Linked DNA regions of Homo sapiens: region 1 is linked to region 2. A link is an interaction called in ENCODE POLR2A ChIA-PET data of the cell type or tissue named here. Cell type or tissue: A673. All regions are shown on one strand. Each heading gives the region's core, and the rest is flanking DNA. Links, peaks and the distances in the headings are about the cores only.

Region 1 (5,846 bases), core at 556-5,555, 140 kb after region 2:
TTCTTTCATAAACTGATTCAAACCATTCCCTTCTTCATGTTGAGCAGCTTGTTAAAGTATTTAGGTTTTAAAATTAGGGAAAAATGATATATATAACACTCTTAAAAACATTAGGTACTTGCAAATTTAAGATCAAATTAAAGCAAAATTGAAGGATGAAGAAATAATGGAATAGTAACCACATTCTGACATAACACTTTGCTTAGTTAAACACTGGCCTATATCAAGGCAGCCCAGATCTCTGAGACCAGTTAAAAGCAATAATACAATTTGAAAATAAATTTTATTCACCACAAACCACCGTAGTTTTAAAGGAAGTTACTGCAAGAAGACTATCCAGCAGTCATATCAGAGGTCACTAACGAAGTAGAAGCACTCATGATGAGGTGGCCAATAAACCAACACAGAGCTGTAACTTTGCATCCCTAGCTTCCACATCCCAGCACCTGTCCTAAAGCAGGAAAGTGGCTTCTGACTTAAATGGCACCTGCCTAGTACACAGACACACTGCACGCACCTTTAAAGTATCATTAGCGGTCTCTAAACAAATCTCCCTTCCTCATCAGCAGGGCTCAGCATCTCTGCTGATCTCAAAGTTTTCAAAGAATATTAGAAAATACACAGTACAGTCATCAGAAAGATACCTGGCATTCACCTCCTTCCTCTGCCCTGGCTTTTTTTTTTTTTTTTTTTTTTTTTTGCAGCTGGTCTATTCAGTCCTTCTCTAGCCATCCCTCTCAATATCTGGAGTAGGTTCTCCTACTTACCTGCTTCAAGGCACACCTCTTCTCACTCTTAAAAAATCCCGCCAGAAAACTCACGCCATGAAGAATCTCATTCATAGCCCACACCTCCATCTATCTCATTAAAAAGGATGCTAATAATACAGATGTTGTGTAACAATGAGCTGTCTACACAGCATTTCACACTTAACCTTCTATCAAACCCATCAACAAAGCAATAAGGCAGACAGGTCATGGACCACTTCACATGAGCCCCTCCTAAGCCAAAACCACATTGTGATCATTTTTTGTATCCTAAGCAAATCACACAGACAATGCTTAATAAGTAAGAAAGCAAGAAGGGGATTTGGAAGAGAATAAACATTAGTTCTTCTGATTGCTAACTCAATGCTCTGAAAACAAAATACAGAGGAAAAACAGAAAAGTAAGTTAAACATGAAATCAAGTACCTATTACAAATATGTAGTCATTTGTATCCAGATGAAGCCAGCCAAACGGATTTATTTAATTTAAGTCTACATTGGGATCTAAAGATATAGTTCTTCCAGAGCTAAGAAAACCACTGGTATTCTGAAAATAAAGTATAAATGCTGTTAGCTTATATTCCCATAAATAGAAAAGGATATTAAAGTGTTAAACATTACTTAGAGCAAACTCAATTCAAACATATTCTTTCTAAATGGTCCTACTTAAAAAGATACTTGCATATAAACTTTCACCTCAAAGCAAGGCAGTCCCTATGACTTGGTAGAGGTCTGGAGAGCTGGTGAGATTGTTTGCAGAGTAAACACAGGCTGAATTTATATTTTAACTTTTTTTTTTTTTTTTTTTCAAGACAGGGTCTCACTCTGTCACCTAGGCTGGAGTGCAGTGGTGCAATCTTGGCTCACTGCAACCTCCACCTCCCGGGTTCAAGCAATCCTACCACCTCAGCCTCCCTAGTAGCTGGGACTACAGGCATGTGCCACCATGCCTGGCTAATTTTTGTGTTCTTAGTAGAGGCAGGGTGGTCTTGAACTTCCGGGTTCAAGCGATTTGCCTACCTCAGCCTCCCAAAGTGCTGGGATTACAGGCGTAAGCCACCACACCCAGCCCATCTTTTATCTTTAAGTTCAAAACTTTAAGACTACTTGAGAAACAAGGGCCTCAGTGGGTCATTACTGCAAGTATGATTATTTTAGCAATCCCAAGTAATGGGATGCCAGAGTTCTAGCCACAGACAGATTCATACAAATGCAAGAATAAGCTTCTACTGAAACTCCCACTTTTTAGAGTCTTATTCCATAGAGCAGTACTGTACAATGGAACTTTCTGTGATGACATACATGTTCTATCCTATATACTGTCCAATGGAGTAGCTACTAGCCACATGTAGCTCTTGTGTACCTGTAATGTAGCTAGAGCAACTGAGAAACTGAATTTTTTATTTACATTTAATTTACGTTTCAATAGCTACATATGACTGGTTGCTACCATATTGAACAGGAAACTATAGAAGATAAAAAATAAATGCATTAACTTTCAACAAGAACTCTTTAAAAGAGGATAGACTAACTCCTACATGTCTAAAAATAAGATGAGATGCTTATCTGAGAATTTTGACACTAAAAAACTTTCAAGATCTAGTGAAGGAAAGGGAAGTCTTGTCCAAAATCAAATAGATACCAACAGTTACAAGGGAGGCTTGCCCTCCATCCCAGTCTCTCTGTAAGATGGCAGTTTGCCTAGAAGTTCAGCAATGAACCAGATGAAAAAGGAAATGAATAATCACAAATAATCTACAGTATGTCAGCCACTGTGACAGGTTCTTTACAATTGCTGTCATATTTCATCCCTGCCACAATTCTGACAAGTGGTCATCACTATTCCTATTCAGTAACTCGAGAGAGATTGGTAAAACCAGGCTTCCATCCCAGATCTATGTGACTCCACAAAGCAGGTTGTTTCCACACCACCATACTGCCTCCTTCCAGGTGAACCCTTCACAGGGTCTCTATCAGTCCTCTAATCCTCAGAGTTTTGTTGTTTGCTTGATCACATGCCCTCAAAGTTTCCAAGATCTGATTACCTCCACTGAGAATGCTGGAAACTAACTGGTGTCCTAACCAAACACAAGATAACCCTTAATTCCCAAGAAAGCAATGACAAGGTGGGTTTCTCTGGCTTTTTCTTACAGATCTTACTACCTTCAGCCCTAAAAAGCAGGGCTGCCTCTGAGAATAAAGAAGAGCCAAAGGAAAAGCTTAGCACAGCCAACATTTACTAATTAATCCTCACCACTGGTGTCTGGAGGAGGTCACAATTTTCAGTAGTAACATCACCCTTTCCCTACAGGTAAGGCAGCTGGCAAGTTGCCCAAGGCCACACTGCACAGCTGTGCTTCAACTCTCACATTCCTGAGACATCCCTGGCTCAAAGCTCCTTCCTCGGCCCCAATGAGTCCATCCAACTCCTTGCAGAATTCTCCAGGGAGGATATTTCTGACTTCAGAGGAATCCTCCTCTCCTCCAAGAGTATTATAGGTACATGCAGTGTTCGAAGGATCCCAGTCCTAGAAGCCTCAGCTAGCAACAAAGTAAGAGTAGCTCCTAAGAAAACATATGTCCACACAAAAACGTGTATAAGAATGCTCACAGCAGCATTATTCATAATAGCCAGAAAGTAGAAGCAATTTAAACGTCCACCAACTGATGAATCGAAAAATAAAATGCTGTATATTCCACAGAATTTACTAAAAATCAATTATAGTGGCTGGACACAGTGGCTCATGCCTGTAATCCCAGCACTTTGGGAGGTCAAGGGGGGTTGGATCACTTGAGGCCAGGAGTTCAAGGCCAGCCTGGCCAACATGGTGAAACCCCGTCTCTACTAAAAATACAAAACTTAGCTGGGCGTGGTGGTACATGCCTGTAATCCCAGCTACTTGGGAGGCTGAGGCACGAGAATCGCTTGAACCTGGGAAGCAGAGGTTGGGGTGAGCAGAGATCACATCACTGCACTACAGCCTGGAGGACTAAGCAAGACTGTCTCAAAAAATAATAATAATTATATATATATATATATATAGAGAGAGAGAGAGAGAGAGAGAGAGAGCTTCAATGGCTAAATGTTATAGTACTTGAAATGTCTATAAAGTCACATTTTAAAAAAATAAGAAAACTCCTAGATAATCATAACAAAGCAATGGCAGGAGGATACAACTGTCCATTTGTATTCCAAATGAGAAAGCCAACTGATGATGTTTTCAAGGAGTCTTCCCTAAATTCAGCTGCAGATTTCACTGTCTTTCATTGTAATCTTAAAACAGAAAAGCCAAGATCATCTCCAACTTATAGAAATTTTAGATGATCTACACAGAGTAGAATACTATATGTATAGATGAGGTATCAGAAAGACCTTTTAGTAAGTCTTGTCATCTGAATTAAACTTAACATTGCTACCATTTTTTCATCCTAAATATGAATGAATTAGACCAGATCAAAATCAAGGAGTACTTGTTCTATGCCAACTCCTATTTTAAGCACATACAATCTTATGTAACTTAATCCTCATAACCTACCAGGCATGAGCATTCAAGGTTGGCAGGGCCCTACTCCAGGCCTCCGCCATGCCTTCAGAGGCTGAAGAGCTACTGCTGGTAGAGAAGGTGCTCAGCAGGGAATGGTGGACAGGGCTTGAATCCTCTGGCCCCCAACACCTGTTCAGTGCTCCAGAGAGGATACTGCTTCTGTAACTGCAAACTCTTACAGTTTCAATGATCTTCCTCCATGAAAAGGTAGTAGTATTCTTAGGTGCTAAAAGTAAACTCAATCCTCTAAGGCTTTAACTCACTGGAGAAACAATAAATGTAAAAAATTAAAATATATGTATGTGAAATATACATGTATGTGAAAAACTGTAGTAACAACATCTCACCAATGGGAAACTATAGTTCCAGTTCAATAGCACCAGTGAAAAGCAGTGACCACCTCAGTCTAAATGCATCAGGACAGCCTAGCAGGGAGCAGGGACAAAATACATACCACGAACTCACACCTCTCTGATTTCCACTGGCTGAGCCCACCTGAAAGTGAGACCTAGGGACCCTCTCATATAGTCTATAAGGGTGAGCAGGATGGAGAGTGGTTCTAGGACCAAAGGGAAAATAATCTTCATGTGGGATCACAGGCCCATTAGACGATGATCTAGCAGCCAGTTGGCCTCATCTAAATGCATATTCAAATGGAAAGCATGTTTCACTAAATGCTGGTGACAGGGTTCCACAGAAAATCATTTGTAAAGCAGTTTCTCATAGTACCTCCCAGCTGGTCTATGTCTCTAGTTTTTCGGGTTTAATGCAGAATTTTTTTAAGCCATTAAAATTAAGACTTTTCCATAATCCGCGTCATTTTCATTTGATGTATACCTCTTTTTCAAACATCTTGACTGAAATAACCCACTGGTTCAATATCACCTTCCAAACACATATTTACAACTGACACAAGATTAGCAGTCACTTGTCTGGAGTTGTCAAGGTATTATCTGATCAAGAAAATCTGCGTGCTAAAGGCCACAATTAATGACATTCTTCTACACATTTGTAACAAAAATATTACCCAACCCTAATAACCATGACCCTCTCCCACAGGCCAAGCAGGATAGTTCATATCTCCCTTTTAGCACTTGAGAAAATAACACTCCCACCCCAGAGTGGTTATTCTTCCACTTTGGAATTTGGAATTTAGGGTGAAGGATTCCCCTTTGCAGCCTCTCTTTTAACGCTACACCTGTTATTAAGTCTCTTTATTCATTTGGGAACATTCATTTAATGATTATTACATACATAACTGAGATGTTTCCTACCCTTAAGAGCAGTCTGAAGGCGAAAAGTACCTAAAGGCAAAGCCTCCATATGCCTAGAATTACACAGATCAACCATAGTTTCAAATATTCTTTTCCTCTGCCCATATAACCAATCACAACATACAGGAAAATCTACTGTTTTGTATGCAAAGAACACCTCCTAGCCTCTTCTCAAAGCCAAAAAACCTTCAACCATTAATGTGTTCTGATTTCTAGTGCAAAAAAAAAATAGTAATAAATTATGCTTCATGAATCGAGTTG
Region 2 (5,846 bases), core at 583-5,582:
GTTGCACAGCTTTACAGGAACAAAGACAGGACCTAAACTTAGTCTGTTAGGCTCCCAAGGATAAATTCTGAATATGCCACCAAGCTTTTTTTGCAGGAGAGCAAAACGGCAATAGCTTATGACCTTCTATTAGTACTCTACTAGACATTCCCGTGGAAGCACTTGGCAAACATCGCCACAGGAATTACACACAGGCTCTGTCGTTTTCTGCAAAGAGAAAGGCAAGATGCCCCTTCCAGACTAACTCTTATTTTGATTAAAGAGTCTTTCGTTCAACAAATGTTTATGGAGCACTGCCCCTGTACAAGCCCTGTGCAACATGCTGGGTGGCACGGTGGGAATCCAAACAGACGCGATGCCCAGAGAGCACTGTGTTATGGTGGGGAGACACATATGAAACAAACAAAGCTTTTTAAACTCTGGTAAGGCTTGAGAAAGGTTATCAGAGGGTAGTCTTAGATTAGACAGTCTGGAAAAACCTCTCAGGAAAAAGTAACAAATGAGTCCCAATAAATGAGAAGGATTGGCCAGGCAGAGGGCGGACGAAAGCACACTGGGCACAGTGAACAAGGGAAGCCTCAAAGGCAGGAATTAGCTTTCCACATTTAAGGAGCTGAAAAAAGTCAGAACAGCCAGAGAGAAAGTAAAAGAGAAGGAATGAGAAAAAGATGAAGTTGGAAATGTGAGTCAAAGCCATATCATGCCTAGACATGCAGACCAGGGTCAATATATTTTATCTGAAGTGCCACGGGAAGCCATTGAAGGCTTTTAAGCAGATAAATAACATAATGACGTTGTTTTTCAAAGATAACAATAGGTGCTATGAGGAGAACAGATTAGAAACAGCAAAAGCAGAGAGCCAGTAGGAGGCCAGGACTAAGCAGTTCAAGTGAATGATGGCAGCTTAGATGGGGTCGATGGCACGTTGAATGAAGAAAGGTGGACAAATGTCAGAAATATTAAGTGAAACTGACTGGTTAGACTTAAGGGCTGGGGAGGATTTGTACCTTGTTTCCAGCTTGAGTCACTAAGTGAATGGGGTACAGTTAATAAGAGGGGCACGTAACAAAAGGCAAAATAAATCTGGAGGAGTTGGTGAAGAATAAGATTTATAAATGACCCTGTTTAGGCCTGAGATAGCTATGAGATAACCAAGAGAGCACTCAAGTGGGCAGGTAGATACATGATTCTGGAGGTCAAAAGAAAGGTCTGAATCTCTGAACAAGAAGAGACTTAAGAAGTCTTTTTGAGCATGATTAGTTATTGTCAGAAGTAGCAGTGCAACATCAATACATCCAAACTAAAGCTCCACTGGGTAATCATTCACCAAGCATCTAAAATAACCCCTTCCATGAGCCAAGCCTCTGAGCTACTCAGACATACATTGTACAGCTTAATAATTCCATAAGGACCATGAGGAAGCAGTTCTATTTAAAATCAGACACTCTACAGAGGTCTGGTTAAAGTTCAGGGATGTTGTGATTAGCTGGTAATAACTGCCTTTAAACTTCTTTCGAGTGAACTCATTCCTCTTGTGCTGTTCAGGGCAAGACTCTGGAGTCCAAGCTAAATGTTTGAGCAGGTAATTCATGAGTCCAAGTTACTGTGTGAGGAAAATATTGGCTCTATCTCCAGGTCCCTTTGCTGCCTTTATAAAAATGGACTGCTCATCTATTTGGCTGAAAATATCAATCAATTTCCGAGTCTTCCTAACACGGTGACAACTCTACCTCACCCACTCTTAGTGACATCTGTGACATAGGGCTCTCCTTTCATTCTTTTCATCCATTGTTCCATCCAACATATTTCCTGGGCTTTAACCATATACCAGAATGTCCGCACTGTAGGCATCTGAGACAACTTAATCACCAAGTAACTGCCTGCAAGTATCGCCAAAGGTCGATGGAAGACATATGATATTTGAATTGAAAAGTTCAGTGGATGTTAATTATTGTTTTTCTAGATTGTACAAGTTCCTAGCTAAAATAAATTAGATCATCCAAGAGTATTATTTCTGTAAAATTGTTCCTTTCTTTCCACTCTCAACCTGGCAAACTGTAAGAATCAATTCAAATGTCATTTATCATTAGAACCTTCCCCCCACTACTCCAGGAAGACATACCCTCTCATTGGGCTCTAACAGCACTGTTTACATGTCTCTAATATAACACCTAGTACACTGTACCCTAACAATCTGTATGCTTACCTAAATTTCCCACTGGACTGAGTGCTTCAAGAACAATTTTTGATGTTCTTCTTAACCATCAACGTATGGCACAGTATGGCAAACGGTAGGCATTAAGCAGGTTGTTGAATACTGAAGAGCAAACAAAATCAGCCATACTGCCCAGCCTGCAAATATCCTTAATGAATTAGGATTTATATTATAGCTATTAACAATGTCTACACACTGAACAGTATTTCAGTTTCTTGTAAAACATCATTCCATGATAATATCTGTTGCTTATTATTTTCCAAAAAAAACTCACGGGGGAAAAAAATCTTCAATTCTAGCAATATTTTCCTGAAAAGAAAAATGAGCGTCTTCTGCCACATACAATAAACCATGAAACCATGAATCTGAACTTTGTTTCAGTGCCAGTTAATTCAGATTGGTATCTATTCCAAGTGGTAGTTACATGTATGGTCTCTACTTTGGTTTTTATCCATAATTGTACAATCTTAATTTGCTTTTAAATGTGTTTTCCATCTCAGAACCTTTTGAAAATAGAAATTATAACTAGAAAATAAAGAAAAATAGAATATCCCAAAATTCCTGAGTACTTTATAAAGAAAGTAATTATGGTGAAGAAGAATCTATGGTAGCCTATACATCTCAAGTTATACCCACAGATTATCATACACAACACAGAACAGAATGATGGTGCCCAAATCATTCACAACCAAATAGACCTATGTGGTAGCAAAACAGAGTTTTCTGATATCAGCTCCTGACCTGGTTTCATGGTATTAATGCAAACTTGTAAAATCCTTCTTTTACCCAAATATTCTCAAGGCTCATACTTAGAAACCCACAGTGATATGGAGACACACAGGAGGGAAATTGAACAGTATGAAATACACCTTATGTAATATATCTTTGTCCTTGTAATCTCTAAATTAAAACTCACAAGCATTCAGTCACCAGATTTTATAACAGGAACTCTTCTACTATATAACCACTTGCTTAGAGAGAAAAAACATGGACTTTGCAAGTAGTGCTTCTTATGGAAGCAGGGAAAATCATGTCACAAAAGAAATGGCTTAGACAATCTTTTAGAGCTCTTAAATAATAGAGATACAGAGGTTTACAGGAACTCAAAAGAAGGAGTCATTACTTTAAAAAATTTTTCAGTTATGGTAGAAAACATAATATAAAATTTACCTCATAACCATTTTTAAGTTTATACTTTAAGTAGTGTTTATAACTATATTAATATTATTGTGCAACGGATCTCTAGAACTTTTCCATTTTGCAAAACAAACTCTGTACCCATCAAACAACAACTCCCCATGTTCCCTTCCCCGGAGCCATTACTTGTCGCTACAAAAAAGGAAATGGGATGGATTTCAACTGGATGGCTGGGTAGCACAATGAATTCTAATGAGACGGTGCAAGCAAGGATTTACTCATTTATTAGTTTTTGCTAGTTGGGCTCTGGAATTAGACTAGCTAGATTCTAATCCTGACTCTACTAATTACGGGTGATCTTAAACCACACTATTTGAATCCTAAAGCAAATGAAATTAGTAAACACCCCACAGTCGAAAAAGCCAGTAAATGTAATTCAAAACTGAAGAATCGAAATCAAGGGTCAAAAACAACAAGATGTACCATTTATTGACGGACTGGTATGTCTCAGGCACTTAGGCTCTTTGCATGCATTATCCAATTTAGTCTGTCTTATAATCCTGACAAGTAGTTATTATCTTTTCTATTTAACAGAGAAGGAAATCGGAGGACAAGGAGGTTAAGTAATTCCTCCATGCATGAGGTAGGTGGCAAAGCCAGGACTCAGAATAGAGGTCTGTATGATCATCCCCCTTCCATGACATTTAAACTACAATGTTTCTAAAATATGACTTATTTGAACTAAGCAATCTCACAATTCCACTTAAATAACCAGACACAGTCATTAGCACGAAAAGTGAAGGTGGAAATGCATGATATTAATATTTTCATATAAGATACTGGCATTTTAATTGAAGTATTTTAAGATGTTGAAAAATATAAACTGGAGCCAAAAAACTGACTGGGCTGAATACAGATAGCAAGGTACAGTGTCAAATCAATATATACTTAATAAACTCTGCCAAATAACAAATCAAGGTGAGGATACAAATACATGGTAAACTCAGGCTTTGACAAGGCATCAATGAAGCAGAAGGAAAGAAGATGAATACACAAATATAAAACGGAGCATGTCAAATAATCCGACAGAACCTCAGAGAAGGAGCCATTACTTTTTGCTACGGAAAGTAGAAAATACTATGCATTGAGCCTGGATGTGTGGGGAGGATGGTAAAGAATGGCATTAAATGACACAATATGGTTTCTAATGTGTGGGCTTTGGAGATGGGCCACCTGGGCTGCAATCATGACTACCACTCATTTAGAGTGTCATCTCAGCTAAGTTATTTATACTAAATCTCAGCTTCCTCACTTGTGACATGGAAATGATCACCATGGTAGTGATAAGCATCATGAGGGTGATGAGGATGGTGGTAATGTTACTACCTGCATCATAGAGTTTGGGCAAAATTAAATTCGATAATGTATGTACAGTAGCCTCACCCACATCTATGATTTTGCTTTCTGTTATTTCGCTATTTCAGTTCCCTGAGTTCAACCATGGCCCCAAAATAGGTTCGTGGAGAACAATAAGATATTTTGTGAGAGAGAGAGAGAACACATTCACATAAACTTTTATTATAGTATATTGTTACAATAGTTCTATTTTATGATTACTTATTGCTAATTTCTCACTGTGCCCAATTTATAAATTAAACTTTATCATAGGTATGTATATGTAGGAAAAACAATAGTATATATTAGTTTCAGTACTATTTAAGGTTCCAGATATCCACTGAGGGTCTTGACAAGTATCCCCCACGGATATGGGAGGATTACTATAAAATAGTACAAAAGTAAGTACACGGAAAGTACTCAGTATGTTAAATGATATTATTCATATTATCCTCATTATTTTAGGTAAAAGGAAAGATATGAACAAAGGCATGAACACAGGAGAAGGCAAAGAGCTGTGCATCACACAGAATAAACCAGGAGGTAAGGAGTGGGTAGCGTGAGACCAAGTTCATGTGGACATCAAACCAGATAATTTCAAACTTACTCTATGGCAGTGAGAAGTCATCGGCCAAAGAAATATCTAGGAAAAGTCTTCAAGGGGTCTTCAAATCAAATGAGGTAAATGATTCCTCCTGCTCTGTTAACTCTTCCTACATTGACATTTTTCCTTATACCATTATTGGGACATCAAATTAAGTCACTTGGAACTGAGTAATGTACCAATTCTCCTGAGTTCACTTGAAAATTACAACAGCTGAGGGCCTCAGCAGGGTGGCTGCAAATTCAGCACATGGCCTGCCCATCAATTCCCCTCACCTAAAATCCATTTCCTTCCATGACCTATATTCATGGTCCAAACAACTACCTGGCATCCTAAATTTTATTATCTTCCTAGCCTAGAGGATGCTGCTAAAATCTATTCAGCTTCTTTCCTGGCACAGGTCTCAGGCAGCCAGCCAAATAGTTCCCCAAAGTGAATCACCAGTCAGTCATTTTTCATTGTCACTGTTATTTTTATTGAATCATTGAGGGTACT

What was found. ChIA-PET counts read pairs that join two places held together with the same protein. Peaks named below come from ENCODE experiments on the same cell type or tissue, not always from the same donor. Only the 100,000 strongest peaks of a DNase experiment are listed, where the experiment ranks them.
Region 1: POLR2A ChIA-PET joins it to region 2 with 6 read pairs; 2 of 35 experiments call an interaction of 5 or more read pairs at or near these places.

What each region holds. Positions count from the first base shown.
Region 1 is chr2:152,373,841-152,379,686 of GRCh38, reverse strand. All of the region lies in intron 1 of FMNL2 (formin like 2), which reads right to left. Among named protein-coding and RNA genes, the nearest start is that of FMNL2, 42 kb to the right of the region's middle. In A673, for the core only: no CTCF peak of the experiment used is centred there; a DNase peak (open chromatin) is centred at 2,476.
Region 2 is chr2:152,513,820-152,519,665 of GRCh38, reverse strand. The region is part of intron 1 of FMNL2 (formin like 2); the gene reads right to left. Among named protein-coding and RNA genes, the nearest start is that of FMNL2, 180 kb to the right of the region's middle. In A673, for the core only: no CTCF peak of the experiment used is centred there; no DNase peak of the experiment used is centred there.